Regions from separate parts of the Mus musculus genome. Here region 1 is linked to region 2. Evidence: chromatin loops called from intact Hi-C (ENCODE). Cell type or tissue: left cerebral cortex. All regions are shown on one strand.

Region 1 (8,000 bases), 78 kb before region 2:
GACCCAAATGATTTTTAAAAAAAGTTTTTTTTTTACTAACTTGATCACAAAACCATATGGATGAATAAAAAATTTAATATTATTAAAAATATTTTTAAACTTAGAATTTATTCTGCATAGGGTAAAAAGAGTTTAATCTTTAGCTCTCAAGTTTGGATTATCAGTATATTACATTTTTGTCTATCAGACTCAAGTGTTACAGGTACAAGGAGGATATTAACTTGCCAAATAACAAAGTTTAGCTGAGTCTCTGTAGCATACAAATTACATACATTTAAAATCTTTTTGCTATGTATTTATATTGTATTAAATATGAGAAGCTCAGGACTCAAACATTTAATCAGGTTACATTCTGGAAATGTTTCTGTTTTCATTTGTCCTGTTTGTAATGGTGTGTAAATACATCGCCCATATTAACTCCTGTTGCTGCACTTGCCCCGTGTCTGTGGATGAAAAAATTCAGTGATTTTTTTTTAAACAATACATATTTCCTAATACTGCATTTTAATGTTGCTTATTCAGTTAATTTCCCTGATTGGCACAAATACAAGAATCTACTTGAACCATGTATCGAGCAATTCCACAAAGAATTCCTCAAGCCAGAAATTTGTTGTGAATAATTCTTGTTAAGACTGTATCCCTAAATGAGATAGGATGTTTTCATTGCTCAAGGAAAACAAGGACTGGCGGTACGTGGTCCCCTGCTAAACCACCGGAGCTGACAGTGTCTCCTTCAAGAGGAGACAGCCAGCCCAGGAGGCACTGCCCACAGACACCAGTCCTGCCCCTGCCACCGAGCCAAGGCAGGCTGGACATTCCACTGTGTGACACGGTACAGACACAGAAGGGCTTTTATGTGACAGAATTCTTCCCCTGAGATTGCCCTGCTCAGCCCCAGGCATGGATGAGTGTGTCTGATGTAGAAAGGATTCTTTTTGAAAGAGAGGTGCCCCTCTCTCACTGATGAGTCTGTAAGGAATTTTCTTTTTAACTCTCATCAGTTGTTACAGTTGTCTCACTATCCACTGAGACCTTAGCTTCCTAAGTCATCTTAGACACCGAAAAGCATGTGATCTGTTTCCCAAATGATTGCTCTCAATACAGAAGTGCTCAGATGACGTTTTATTTACAGGTGCCCTGTGTGTGCACAGTCGCAGCCTAGTTTATGCACAGTAAAGACAGATTCCATCAATAGGTCCTCACCCACTTGGCCTCCATATAGAAAGCAAAAGTGCTTTACTCAGTGGTAGAAAGAACTTGTGTCTGAGGCGGATAACAGCCACAGGAGGGAAGTATGCATTTCAGAAAGTCAGAAGCAGGCAGTAGGGGTGATTAAAGTGGGAGCCTACCAAGTCCGACTGAGTGAGATTAGAGACGCCAATGAGCCCGGGCTTAGATTTCTGGATTGGCTTGCTTCAGCTCCAGATGCTGCTGGTGGTCTCGAGGTCCCGCCACTGCATAGTGACTCGAGGCTGCAGGAGCCGGGCTCCAGCAGGCTGCACAGTGAAGCACACACCCTCCTAGCACCAGGCAGAAGCCAGCAAACCAGCCCAGGAACAGGGCCTCCCCAAACTCCCACCTGGGCACAATCTCAGGCATGGTCTCATCCCAGAACTCCCGCACCGTCTTGTGGGCCACCCAGGAGACAGGAACTAGCACCATGACTCCCGAGGTCCAGAGCAGGGTCCCTCCCAGGGTGAGCAGCCGCTTCTTCAGACCCTCCTGTGTCTCTCCAAGCCTCAAGCAGTCCAGGCCACAGCCAGAGGCCAGCAAGCCCAGCAGCCCCAGCCCGTTGCACAGGGACATCAAGACCCTGGAGACCTGCAGTTCAGCTGGCAAGGCCAGGAAGGAGTCAAAGTCCTTGCATTGCCTCCCGACTTCCTCCTGGATGACGCAGGATTTCCAGAGCCCCATGGTCCAGTTCTCCATCTCGTTCAGCTCCAAGTTAAGGTTCTTCCAGTGCGGCAAGTAGTTTGTAAGGCAGGATAAAACCCATCCCAGCAGGGAGAGCAGAAGTGCAGCCGCCTGCGTTGCCGTTCGGAAGACTAAGCCCATTAGAACGTTCTGGGAGGCTGAGCCAGCCCGACTCCTGCCCCACGCTTAGCTGTAAGAAAGTGTGACACTTCTCTCTTGAGGAGCTCAGACATAGTTTTGCATTGTGTGTATAGGAGGACGTTTGCCAGATCTATTGTTTGAGTCCATATTGAAAGGTTTCAGAAGCGGACAGGGAAACACTGCTAAGAGCCAGCCATGCTAAGGAGTGGCCCCGGGGCCTTGTTTGTGCCCTGTGGGCTCAGTTTTGTGCAGAGCACTTTATCAGTGAGCCTCTTGGGTCAGGCAGCGCTAATCCTTTCTTTGTGAAGGTTACCTGCCTTTCACGTTCCCAGCGTTCCTAACAAGTCAGAGAATTAAGTCTGAATGTAAAAAAAAAAAAAATGTTTAATTGAAGGTCTGGGTTCAACTCCTCCCGCGTTGTGCTGTGCTAATTACACCTGTCAGATATTCATCAGCTAAATAGCTCTCACATTTCAGTATGTGTGTGTTATGATAATACTGGGCGTTACCGCGGTTGGGGAAAAGGTTCAGAGAGAAGTATTTCTTAACCAAATAAATCAATCTTAACAGAAATCCCTCTAGACTTGAAATCAGGCCTGTTTGGAAAGTCTCTGGCTGCATTTTCTATGGAGCACGTGAAACACGCTCCCCTCTCCCCACGCCTGTGTTAAGCTCACTCACGTGCTTAAGCCAGAAGCGCTTGTCCTGATTTGTGTATGGGGGGGGGGCAGTTTTTGCCTTTTGCATCTTTACTGAAATATGCTTTCTAGACTGCTCACCACTCCAAGAGACAGCCTCACATCTGTCCTTTTTAACTGGACACAGACGCTTTCATTCTGACACACACACAGACAGAATCTAGATAGCAAAAAAAAATTTTTAAATGCTTTTTGTGGTTTTTTTTTTCTTTTTAAATTTGAAGCTTTTGAGGAAAGAAATGAGAACAGAGATTAGCTACTTAGTAGAGGACCCTGGTGTTCTGGTGGTCCATCTGGAATCACCCAGAACACCAAGAATCATCCAGGATCATCCAGCCTCCAAAAGCCTCCTCCAGTTCACCAGGTTCCTGGAAATAGCTCAACACGAATGCTTTTGTTTAAAGAGCAGGCCCACAATGGAGATGACATTTGGGGACTGGCTTAGCCTGGGACTCTAACAATACTTAAGAGTGCAGATTATCGCCCGGCAGTAGTGGCACGTGCCTCTTTAATCCCAGCACTTGGGAGGCAGAGACAGGCAGATTTCTGAGTTCAAGACTAGCCTGGTCTACAGAGTGAGTTCCAGGACAGCCAGGGCTACACAGAGAAGCCCTGCCTTGGAGAGAAAAAGAAAAAGAGTGCAGGTTGTCATTATTTTCTTTAGGAAGTGGAAAGTAATTACCCTTTCCAGCCATAGACAGCAACACAGCTTTCCCACAAAGTGAACGTATCACAGCACTAGACAAATTGGACAATCCCCAGCATACACAGGCTTAAATAATCAAATCAATGGCAAGTCTTTTTTTTCCACACATAGCTATGCAATGTGTGTCATAATAAATTCATTATAGACTTCCTTTCGTTCAGATTTGAAAAAGTGAACCTCTAGTACAGAAAAAAGAAAATGTTAAAAACAGCTATTGAATGAAGAAAATGTGAGCAGTACGATTTAGTTACATAAGGACACAACAGAGACCTTTTTTGTAATCAGCTGATTAAGGACACGACTCGGCCCTGCTGGTGGCTTACACTTTAGGCTGTACAGTTCCATTTTCTAGGTATGAACCATGATCTCGAGGTCCCGCCCCTGCATAGTGACTCGAGGCTGCAGGAGCTGGGCTCGAGCAGGCTGCACAGTGAAGCACACACCCTCCTAGCACCAGGCAGAAGCCAGCAAACCAGCCCAGGAACAGGGCCTCCCCAAACTCCCACCTGGGCACAATCTCAGGCATGGTCTCATCCCAGAACTCCCGCACCGTCTTGTGGGCCACCCAGGAGACAGGAACTAGCACCATGACTCCCGAGGTCCAGAGCAGGGTCCCTCCCAGGGTGAGCAGCCGCTTCTTCAGACCCTCCTGTGTCTCTCCAAGCCTCAAGCAGTCCAGGCCACAGCCAGAGGCCAGCAAGCCCAGCAGCCCCAGCCCGTTGCACAGGGACATCAAGACCCTGGAGACCTGCAGTTCAGCTGGCAAGGCCAGGAAGGAGTCAAAGTCCTTGCATTGCCTCCCGACTTCCTCCTGGATGACGCAGGATTTCCAGAGCCCCATGGTCCAGTTCTCCATCTCGTTCAGCTCCAAGTTAAGGTTCTTCCAGTGTGGTAGATATGTGGTAATAATGGCTAGAACCCATCCCAGCAATGACAGAGAAAGCCCTACTGATTGCATGGCCGTTCTGAAGATGAAAGCCATCGGGATAGAGACTACAACTTAGCCACTCTATAGGATCTGCCGTCCCTTGTGGTTGACAGTGGCGTAATGATCTTGAGCCTGTGCTGCCCAGGGTATAAGCTTTGGTCATTAACTCTCTGGCACTCTAAAATACGTTTTTGTTCCTCTTGAATATAGTGTTTCATGTAAAGGGTGAAGGACTCTGTTAAAAAACTATGAGTTAGGCTCTCTGATAAGGATTTGATCTGTTACCTTCCAATTTGCTTGGTAAAATTATATCCCCAGTGCTTGACGAGTATAAGTCTGAAGATGAACAAAGAGGTCTCTATGACCCCTCACCCTAACGTACAACAGAAATCTTTGTGCTTCAATATGGATTAATTAGATTTTAAGTGGTGATAAAAGGCCAGCTCTTTCTACAACAGGACCTCATTGTAATAGCCGCATCTGAGATTTCAGGGATGCGAAACAAGGCCTTGTAAAGAAAGGTAGACTGTTTCCCTATAATCTCTGTTCTCCTCAGACATCCTTAACCTACACACGAGCTCACCCTGTGTTCCTGAGTGTCATGGGGACTCCCTCGGGACTTGGCAGTTCACTGCACTAATTAAAATGTAAGGACCCCGGTTGGTACTCAGAGAAACTGCGTGAGGAAAGGGGCATTGTGGGAAAATCCAACAGTATTTAGTCCCCCCTCATTACAGACACCGGGTAAAGGCTGATGTGTCTCTGGGAGCTGCTCACTGCCCAGAGCAGAGCTTTCTACACCACTTCATCTGAAAAGGCAGAGGAGCTGCGGGCATGAAGGCGCCTTTCAGGTTCAAGACGAAAGTCTGGTATGAGAGTAACAGCCACGCTGGGGCTGACCTTTGAGGCTTCATCTTGTTGTTTTGGCTCAGGCCACACCTTGAGAACATACCTCAGGCGAGCATGACCCCTCAAAGAACACTGGGCCTCCCTCCCAGGCCAGGACAAAAGGCCACATGCTCTGGATTCCCAGAGCACGTTCCATCTCTGGTGGGGCCCAGCCCCCGTCTCTGAACATCCACACCTACAGAGCATGCGGGATCCTACAGGGGAGCGCCTTCCCTGGATGAGTGCAGCCCACTGGAGACCCACCATGCTTCATGGTACACAAGACAGGGACAGTTCAGGACCAGAGAAGATCATTCAAGACACTGGTACAAGCTCTAAAGCCCAGTGTGTCCACGGAGAGCCTTAGAGTCGTTTTAGGGGCGGTGTTCGGTTTTGTTTTGTTTTGTTTTGTTTTTGCCTTCAGCTTATATTTTCAAGGTTGTCAGACTAAAGCCATAGCTGTAACTCAATGGTAGAGCCTTTGACTAATGGGCAAAAGGCCCTGGGTTCTATCCCCAGCACTTCAAAATAAGGTTTGCCAACACATGGATGCTTTTTCCTTCCTCAGTGCTAGGCTCGTCCCTACCCAAGCCTACACTAGGCGAGCACTCCACTCTTCTGCTCTTCTGAAACTAGTTTCCTTCCATCAGAATCCCATAGGCTAGACTGGTGTCTTCAGCGGAGTGAACCAACACAGACACACATGGTCCAGAAAGGGTTGGCACTGGGCCTGGGGCCTGTCACCATGAGACAGAGAAGATGGGGCTCAAGCTTTCTTTACAGAGGCTGGCAGGGCAATGAAGGGCCAAACAGCAGCAACCATTAACGAGGAAAACACTGACATCACATTGAAACAGTCTTCTTTAAGCTGGGGGTGCAAGCCTTTATTCCCAGCACTCGGGAGGCAGAGACGGGCAGATGGCTGAGTTTGAACCAGCCTGATCTATAGGGCTAGTCTCAGACATGTGACCAAGAGCAGTGGTGTAGACTCAGCCTCTGCCCTGCGGGGTCCTTGTTGGAGTGTGAAAGAGCGTGGGCAAACAACTAAATCAGAGGGCTGGAGATAATTGAGCTGAGAGGCAGGCCGGATGGCCCAGTGGGTAAAGGCACCCGCTGCCAAGTCTGATGACCTGAGTTCAATCCCCAGGTCCCACACAGTAGAAGGAGAGAAACAACTGTAGAAGTTATGCCCTGACCTCCACAAATATGCAGCCATACCACACCCATGTAAACAGAAAGTTTTTAATTTCTTTATATTTATTTTTCTCTTATTTTTATACATATGAGTGTTTTGCCTGCATGTATGTCTGTGTACTATGTGTATGAGGACAGAAGAGGATGTTGGATCCCTTGGAACTGGAGCTATTGGTAGTTGTGGGCCACCATGAGGGTGCTGGGAATCGAACCTGGGTCCTCTAGAAGAGCAACTACTGAACCATTTCTCCAGGCAGAGAGAGAGAGAGAGAGAGAGAGAGAGAGAGAGAGATGGGAGGGGGAGAGGGAGAGGGAGGAAAGGGAGGGGGAGGGGGAAAGGGAGGAGGGGGAGGGAGAGGGGGAGGGGGAAAGGGAGGGGGGGAGAGGGAGAGAGCTGGGGCTTAAGGGCCTTGGGAAAAAGACCCTTAAAGACCACAAAGCAGAAAGTTGTACCCCATGAAGGAGTCAGCAAGTGGAAGGGAATCCCAGATACAGAACCAGGAGGGCTCCCACCTCTAGAGCATGGAGGAAGGGCAAAGTCAGCCAGAGGGCGAACATTTCCACCCAATGACTATTCTATACGTGTTCATTCTTTCTCAATAGGAGAGACAAAGACATAGGCACACAGACGGAGAAACAGAACTCACAAGGTCAGCATGCCCTGGAGAAGAACCATGAACAACCGTTCCAATTGAGCGGGACCTGTCACCTGCCAGGAGAAAACACTTGGTCCAGGGTAAGAATAGATAAACACTCTGTTACAAACCATCCCGGCACATCGCTGCTTAAGACAACCAATCATCTCTGAGTACTCTGTGATTTGCTATTTGAGTGACACTTGAAGACACAATTCCATTCTGCTCAGAGCTGTGTCAGCTCGGCTGAGGGAGGGCTAAGGACCCATTCCCAGAGCAGCGTACTCTCCTGCAGCCATTGTTAGAAAATAAATCTATCACCAAAAGTGAATCCCAGGAAACTGTTTGCAAGCTGTTGGCCAGATCTGCATTCTGGAGACACATGCGTAGGGAAGATGGCCTCTCTTTGGTTTTCTGTCTTTAAAGCTCACGACTGGGTTTGTGGTAATCAAACTGACTGGCTGTGCAGACCTTGGCAGGTTTACCACGCACTCCAGCCTGTGACAGCCTGTGCCAGCTCCCTGTAGACACCTACCTGGCCTGCCCCTCCTGGTTCACTCTTCAACCCAAGAGCCTCAGGTTCCTACCTGTGAGCTTGCTAGAGATTCGGGAGTGCTTGCTGCATTTCAGATGAGAACAGCCCCAAATATTTAAACATTCAAAGGGAAACAGTGGTAGTCACAGGCAAGGGAGGCAAAGGTGCTGAAAGAGGCTGTGGGTGGTGATACACATCCTTAATCCCAAGGCTTGTGGAGCAGATGTGGGCTAATCTCGGTGAGTTCAAGGTCAGCCAAGGTTGCATAGTATCTCAGAAGTTGGAAGACTGTGTTGCTTGTGGCTGATAGAGGTAGGTGTGTTCAAGTTATTTTACTATAAGGAAAAATAAATAAAGATCA
Region 2 (8,000 bases):
TCCACTCCTGTGAAATAATTTGCCCAAAAACCATTGATCTTGGAATACAAGTTGCTAACTGGCTCTCCTAAAAAAAAAAAAAAAAAAATCCATGCAAATTTATAAAGTAGCATTTTTCAAAAATCACATGTGAAATAATGGGTCTTACTCGCCTTTTCAATTTACCTTCTGTTTTGAACCTTTCTCTATTAGGTATGGCCAAGTGAGACAAGGACAAAAGAGCCATTTGGTCTACCTGCCTCACCTATCTTGGACTCCTGCAACAAAATGATTTGAGGCAAAGTCTTGGTCTAATTAATTGATGAGCTATATGTATAGGTATTTTAATCCATCTCTACCTTTTAAAGATTTGTTTATGTGTATGTATGTACATCTATATGAATTCATCACACATATATGAGGGTATCCGAGGAGGACAGAAGAGGGTGTTGGATCCCTCTGGAGCTGGAGTTATAGATAGTTGTGAGTTGCTCAACCTCAGTGGTAAGAATGGAATTCGGGGCCTCTGAGGGAGTAATGAGCACTGCTGAGCCATCTCTTCAGCCCCTAACCCCTACCATTTATTAATAATATTAATAATAATGATTAGTATTTATTTTCTTTATTTACATTTCAAATGTTATCCCCTTTCCTGGTTTCCCCTCCAAAAACCCCCTATTCCCTCTCCCCTCCCCCTGCTCACCAACCCTTCCACTCCTGCTTCCTGGCCCTGGCAATCCCCTACATTGGGGCATAGAGCCTTCACAGGACCAAGGGCCTCTCCTTCCATTGATGACTGACTAGGCCATCCCATTTAGGTTTTGACAATGAAACTAAGGAGTGACTTTCAAAAGGTTTTGACAGAAGAGTCTGGCACTTCCAGAGGACCTGGTTTGATTCCTGGAACCTACATGGTGGCTCACAAACATCTGTAACTTGAGTTCTGGAGGGCTGATGCCCTCTTCTGGCCTCCATAGGAACCAGGTACACAAAAGGTAGAGAAAATACACACAGGTAAAATACCAATACAGGTAAAAATGGAATAAAAATAGTTTAAATTGCCCGGCAGTGGTGGCGCATGCCTTTAATCCCAGCACTTGGGAGTCAGAAGCAGGCAGATCTCTGAGTTCAAGGCCAGCCTGGTCTACAGAGTGAGTTCCAGGACAACCACGGCTACACAGAAAAACCCTGTCTTGGAAAAAAAAATAATAATTTAAATTTAAAAAGAAATATCATCTTTTAAAAAACTGCAGCAGACAAGAGAACCCTGGTCAATGGAACCCCAAAGTCTGTGGAGACTGATAAAATATCCAGCGGAGATGTTCCAAGAAGACTGATGTACAAACTGGCCAGACCCTTTACAAAGGCGTGTGGTAAGTTCTTGAAAAAAGTGAAATCCTGCCGGGCGGTGGTGGCGCATGCCTTTAACCCCAGAATTTAGGAGGCAGAGGCAGGCGGATTTCTGAGTTCGAGGCCAGCCTGGTCTACAGAGTGAGTTCCAGGACAGCCAGGGCTACACAGAAGAACCCTGTCTCGAAAAACAAAAACAACAAAAAACAAAAAGCAAAAAAACAAAAAAACAAAAAAAAAACCCACAACAACAGCAACAACAAAAAAAAAAGAAGCGAAATCCTGAAGGGATGATTCCTGTTTCCCAAGGTGGGTTGACATTCTGGAGTCTTTTGTCACTCCAAGGGAAAGTGCTTGGACCTGGGCGTCCACTTTATTCACTGCAATTGACAAACTCCCTGCAGGAGAAAGTCATGTGGAACTCCAGGGTTGAGGAGAGTGAAGGAGTGTGTGTGTGCTTTAGGAAAATTAATGCAATGCTTGCAAAAGAAAGATTATATCTGGGAGACATACCTAATGGGTGTAATTGCCACAGTGACTGAGTTACTTGGTCTCCCCTGGTCTCAGTCCTTGGTACACTTCTGTCCTTTGTCGCCTATATCGTTGGAAAGAATCGCTTCACTGACTGCACAATACTCTCTCCTTTAGTACATAGCTATGAAAAGTATGGTGTCACTCAAGGTCACAAGCTCAAATTGGTCGGAGTCCGCAAAGAGACGGGAGTCATTACCTCGTTTGGTTGCTTAGCAGGGTTGAGCCAGCAAATTAGCCACTTCCACGGAAGTTCTGCTGTACTGGCGTCCTACCCTAGTTAGCATCTCATCTCGCTTCTTGATCACCAGCCTCAGAGAGAAATGCCTGCCAGGACCTCGTGACCATGAATGTGCTGCCTTTGAAACAAATCAAAACAACCAAACCATTCCAATGACGATAATAATAACAACCCACCTGCAACAGTAACTGAAGAGGCAAGAATGCATCCTAGGCCTTGAAAGGTCAGCTGCTGTGGGCCCCGGGGGGTGGGGGTGGGGGGTGGGGGGGCTCACACGTGCATGCAACTATGGGCTCCAGCATTTCTGATCATTGTTGTCCCTTAACTCAACCGTTCGTTTGTCCCTCAAAGGGGAGTGTCAGGTTGCTTTAAAACGCCAGCATTGGCTGTTTCCAACCTCCTGGAAAGGGCGATGAATCAAATTACTGACAGCCATTCTTTTTCCTGCGAGCTTGGCTTTGGCTAAAGAGGAAAAGTCTTAAGACTGGGGTAGAATAATAAAGAACATAAGGCCATGGTCATAACCTTGTGTGCTCCACTTTGGGGACTGCTATCCCCACCCCCTGAGTCCCAGCTTAAAAAGACAAGGGCCAATAGTAATGAAGAAAGTGAGGGCACTGTTTGAAACATAACCTACAATTTTCTTTTAATTGAGATAGGGTCTCACTATAACCCTGGATGGCCTGGAACTCGCTTTGTAGATCAGGCTGAACTTCAGCTCACAGAGATCCCCCTGCCTCTGCCTCCTGAACACTGATATTAAATGTGTATGACACCACACATGGCCTCCTTTCTTGATTAAACAACTTAGAACGTGTTACTGAGGGCTGGAGAGATGGCTCAGCGGTTAAGAGCACTGACTGCCTTCTGAAGATCCTGAGTTCAAATCCCAGCAATCACATGGTGGCTCACAACTATCCGCAATGAGATCTGATGCCTTCTTCTGGTGTGTCTGAAGACAATAAATCTTTAAATAATAATAATAGTAATAATAATAATAATAATAATAATAATAAAGAATTGTTACTGAGCCAACCAATTTGTAGAGCAAATTAAAAACAAATCAAATTCCCAGTTAGACATGCTCAAAGCCTGGCACAATAATATTTACACCTTTATTCCCAGCACTTGGAAAGCAGAGGCAGGTGAGTTCAAGACTAGCCTGGTCTACATAGACAGTATGTAATGCCAGTCTCCACACATGGACAGTTCCAGCTCCCCCGACCACATTCTGCGCTGTCTAACACACACCACCAACAACACCAACACCAACAAAAACCCATTACCTCCATCACCAATACTACCATCACCACCACCACCACCACGAACAACAACAATAACAACAAAAGCCTGATAATTTATCTTTCTTGTCTCTTCAGAGTCTTTCTTGGGCCCTATCTCCTAGTAAGGAAGCCCAGGCAGATCATAAAAAGTCACATGGAGAAGAATCAGGGGCCCTTCCCCTGACTGAGCTCTTAGTCGGCAGCTAATTGCACTTCTCTGGCCGTATGAGTGACTCATCGTGAAGCAGGTCTTGGTGCTCCAGTGCAGCTGCCGAAGATGGTCTCTCGGGAACAGTTACGGATCTCCCACGTACCAGATCCCTGTTCAAACTTCCCAACTCGTGTGAGGTGGCACATTTGCAGACCCAGTAGTGAGGAAGCTGAGGCAGGAGAAGAAAGAATTCAAGGCCAACCTAACCGACAGTGAGAGCTCCAGACCACCCAGGGAGATGTAGTGGGAGCACCTGTCTCAAACAAATACAAAGTAACAAACAACAACAACAAAAATCTTTCTTGTTTTAAGGTGTTTGTTATTTTGTTACAGTGACTAATGCCTAAACACAATCTTCCCTCCTGCAACCTCTCTCTGCATCCTTTTTTTTTTTTTTACCTCGGGGGCCTATTCAATACTCAAGATACTTGGCCAAGGTTGCCCTCAGTTAATGTGTAAATGTAGATAGAAATGTAGAACTCTGGTTCTGCTTAGAATTTAGGCTCAAGCCATGTTGTGGGTGGGGCCTCTGAAGCTGCTTTTTACAGCTACTGCAATGCTTGGTGGGAAATGTAGCTCACAGTAACCCCCCAAAAGAGTTCCGGGTTGTTCGAGGGATATGAGCGTCACAAGAACCAAGGACAGAACTCTACCATCAGATCCAGTGTGAGAGAGAAGCCACTGTAGAAAGTGGGCAAAAGCAATCTCCGGGGTTGACCACTGGGCGGTGGGGTTCAGAGATGCTGCAGTGACAGACACCAAAGCAGTGAATCGGAGTAGACAAAAGGAAAACTGGGAGTGCCACAGTTTGTTGGGAAGGGAAGGAAGACAGACCATGAGTAGTCGAAGGAGGAGGTGAGGTTAGGGAAGGAACTTGTAGATTAGTTTGGTCTTAAAGATGAGACATTGCCAAACCAGTGTTGTTCAAATGATCCCTGAGGAGGCAGTGGAGTGCACTCGGGATGCAGGGAGATGATGGGGTGTGAGAACTACACAGGAGGAAGAAACGAAAACGGAAAGGAGAGAGAAGGAGTAAATTGAAAACTATGCCACTAGCTTTTACAGGGAGGACAGCAAACTGGATGGCACATAGGCAGACCACTTGAATGAAGATGCATTCTGTCCATTCTTAATTCAAACGGTCTTCTATACTCCGATAAAAAGCGTTTTCCAAATAAAATCATCTCTTTTTCTAAGCACACTTTGTCCTTATTTATATGACAGAATAAAAAAAATTAAACAAAACATGGGCCATCCATATGAAAAGTGGAGTCTAGCGGGATCTGACTATCCAGGTATGCTTGTGCCTGCACAACCAAGGCGCCCTGGAAGAAAATGGAAAGCAACAGCCTTCCAGGCAATCCCGGTTCCTCCAGCGCCACCCAGTGGCCACAGTGGAGAATGTCAGGAGCGCGCCGCAGACCTGGAGAACGGAGCTCAAAGCCTATAAAACAAGCCTTTGTGTTGAGAAGGTGCTTTTCCTGCCAAATCAAGTCACCGTGTGTTACAAATCCTGGAAGAGCAATCCGGAGGAACAAAGCCCTGATTTTTTTTAAAGCGAGTGTGGAAACCAAACCCTACTTCCTTCCTGAAGGATTAGGGCGTATTGAGGTTGATGGAGTTGGTCATCTTGTTTCAAGGATGACCTGCTGGCATCGCTACCTGGGCCCGGAGAGAGGGAAAATATTTAAGCTCTCCGGGGAGTTTATCAAAGGTTTTTCTGTTCGGGTTACTAAACGGTTACAAAGGGCTCTCTATGGCTGTTTTGCTCTATGCCCCACCACCACCACCACCGTTCTTGCTTAAAGTTTGTTAATAACACTGAACCTGACTCTCTTGCCTGCATAGCTAAGGGCAAATGGGCTTGTGAGCCAGAATGAATGGCACCTTAGATGTCCTTGTGTGCCTCCCTGCGGCAAAACGGCTTCTCAGTACCCTAGGAGGCAGGGGGGAGGGGTTGCAAGGAAACACACTAAATTGTGCTCTATTGCCCACAGGACACATGGTGAAGCACAAATATTTTAGACCTATGGGTCTTAGCTACTTTTCTACTGCTGTGATAAAATACCATGTCCAAGGCAACTTATAAGAAAGGCTTTTTAGTTAGGCTCATGAGTCCAGAGACTTAGAGCCCATGATGGCGGAATAAAGACATAGAGGCGGGAACAGTGGAGAGAGTTCACATCTCCAAGCGACAAGCAGGAGGCAGGGGGAACACTGGGAAAGACAAGAGTCTTTTAAACCTTAAAGCTCACCCCCTGCACCACGCTAAACTTCCTGCAACAAAGCCACACCTCCTAATCTTTCCCAAACAGCCACCAGTTGGAGATCAAGTATTCACACATAGGAACCTACAGAGGCCATTCGTATTCAAATCTCAACAGTGTGCGTGAGTGTTTGGCCCGCACGTATGTATATGTACCATGTACATGTCTGATGCCAAGAGAGGCAATGGATACCCTGTAGCTAAAGCCACCATGTGGTGCTATGCAAGAACAACAGGTGCTCTTAAAACACTGAGCCATCTCTCTAGTCCCAGATGATCGTGTTTCTAATGAGATACTATATATTTGGTGGTGATGAATTTTACCTTACGATACAGAGTGTTTTTTAAAATGCCATACTGTGAATTGTATATTAAATCAACATGCCTGTGTGGTAAGAAACTGAAGCCATTCTGTTTGAGGGTCTCCTGCCTGACTCGGGGGGGTTGCGGTTCTATTTATCTAAGAGCCAACACGGAGCCTTTAACCCGAGCCCATCAGTTGCTGCCCAGATCCATGCCTGCTCCAGACAGTCTGATCCCTAAGGACAGTCTGTTCCCCTGAGTGTGAGACCCTGTCTCATGGGGAGACCCTTGCAGCCTTTCTCCACCCCTAGGGGGCTTGGTGGCCTCAGTGGGACAGCACTTTACTATATGACTTCTCTATGCCTCTACTCTGTCGCCCGGGAGGAGCTCGGTGAGTCTGGTGGTACAGAGACCTCACACGGTGAAGGTTCTTTCTTGCACCCCTAGGAAAGCTCTCCCACGACCCTCAACATCATCCAAGACAGATGAACTGCTGGAATGATAACGGGTTCTCGCATACCTATTTCCTAAGAAGGAAATATTCTCCCCTAGAGAAAAGGGAGAGGGGCTCAAAAAACACACAAGGAAGTAACAAGACCCAGGAGCTTCCACCCTAAGGGTTACACAAACAGCACACAATTGGGGCAGGGGAAGCTCTGCTGGAATTGCCTACCAGGAACACAGAGGACTCCTAGAATGTGACTCTCATAAGTCGTCCTATGCCTATGCTAGGCTAGGGTAAGAATTTTAGGGATGTAGCTACCTGAGTCACTGAGAATCCCAATAAATGCATTGGCTCACTACACTAGACTCGGATGGAGCCATTTCATTGGAATGTCATCTGTGCCATATCTGGACTCAATAGATGGTATTAACGTCTCTCCACAGGGAGGAAGGGGCAGCAACAGGACACTCACATGATGTCCCCCAGAAGGTCTGGTGAAACTGGAACACATGTACAAAGGAAGCAGCATACGCGGCCATCAGTATCTTCATGCCTGTGGATGGGTTGGAAGACACATAAAACTTTTCCAATAGCAATGTGCCATGACTTTGGGTGTGGCCCACGGGAGGTGTTTCTTTATGCATCCCCGGTCTAGTCAGTGAGGACAGCTTTCGGCCTCAAACCACGGAAGGATTTCAGTTGTGCTTGACGGGTGTCTAATCTCTGTCAAAGACATCCTCTGGAATCACTCCTCAGCTCTTAACATGTCTGTCTTCTGCACTCACCTTCCTCGGGACCCTCTTACCTCCCCCTCATGCCCTCTTGTTCTCCTCCTCTTCTGTCTACCTGCTCTCCTCACTGGCTTCTCTCCCCACCCCCTTGCTCCCCCTCTATGTTGCTCCTCTGAAAAGAGTGGGTGCCTTAGGAGAAAACTGGTGTTTGATGAAGGCAAGCCCTCAGTCCTTACACAGCCTTCTGAGCCAAGTGCTGCCATTTTCCTATAAGAAAACAGAGGCTGGGCAATGTGTCCAGTTTTGGGTACAAGTTCACACAGCTAAGAGGATACAGAACCAGACACCTACCGTGATGCCAGGATGACTTTAAAGTCCAAGCCTACCCCCTTTAAAGTTTCTACCCTACCCCTGCTGCCTCCCACAAAGGGACTTTTCCTCTGCTGGGGCTGGGTGGAAGCAAAGAGGAACTCAGCTGCCTCTGAAGAGTATCCAGGCCATGAGGAAAATGCTGGCTGAAGAAAGCTGGTAGCTGCTAAGGGTAAGTGTGAAGCAGTGAGGGCTGTGACTTCTGGAAATTCCACAAACTCCAAGGGTTGAGGCAGCCTGAAATCCAAAGGCAGCACCCTTCCCAGAGCGGGGACATCCAGGGCAGTTGAG

The links. A loop is a pair of places that touch in the nucleus more often than their neighbours do. Peaks named below come from ENCODE experiments on the same cell type or tissue, not always from the same donor. Only the 100,000 strongest peaks of a DNase experiment are listed, where the experiment ranks them.
Region 1: a loop joins it to region 2, with 5 times the contacts of the local background. A loop is called at or near these places in 10 of 42 quality-filtered maps.

What each region holds. Positions count from the first base shown.
Region 1 is chr8:47,818,584-47,826,583 of GRCm38, reverse strand. It overlaps Cldn24 (claudin 24), which reads right to left and starts at 4,441. Exons shown (of 1, transcript NM_001111318.1): 1 at 3,779-4,441. The coding sequence starts at 4,441. The coding sequence ends at 3,779. Cldn22 (claudin 22) reads right to left here and starts at 2,102. Exons shown (of 1, transcript NM_029383.1): 1 at 1,109-2,102. The coding sequence starts at 2,055. The coding sequence ends at 1,393. Wwc2 (WW, C2 and coiled-coil domain containing 2) reads left to right here. Exons shown (of 23, transcript NM_133791.5): 23 at 1-502. In left cerebral cortex, no CTCF peak of the experiment used is centred here; DNase peaks (open chromatin) are centred at 2,132, 2,623 and 3,755; H3K27ac peaks cover 1,091 bases.
Region 2 is chr8:47,740,598-47,748,597 of GRCm38, reverse strand. It overlaps Gm31786 (predicted gene, 31786), which reads left to right. Exons shown (of 4, transcript NR_166572.1): 3 at 193-318; 4 at 3,481-3,891. Among named protein-coding and RNA genes, the nearest start is that of Gm31786, 5.6 kb to the left of the region's middle. In left cerebral cortex, a CTCF peak has its summit at 4,979 (motif pointing left); DNase peaks (open chromatin) are centred at 2,150, 2,499, 3,662 and 4,979.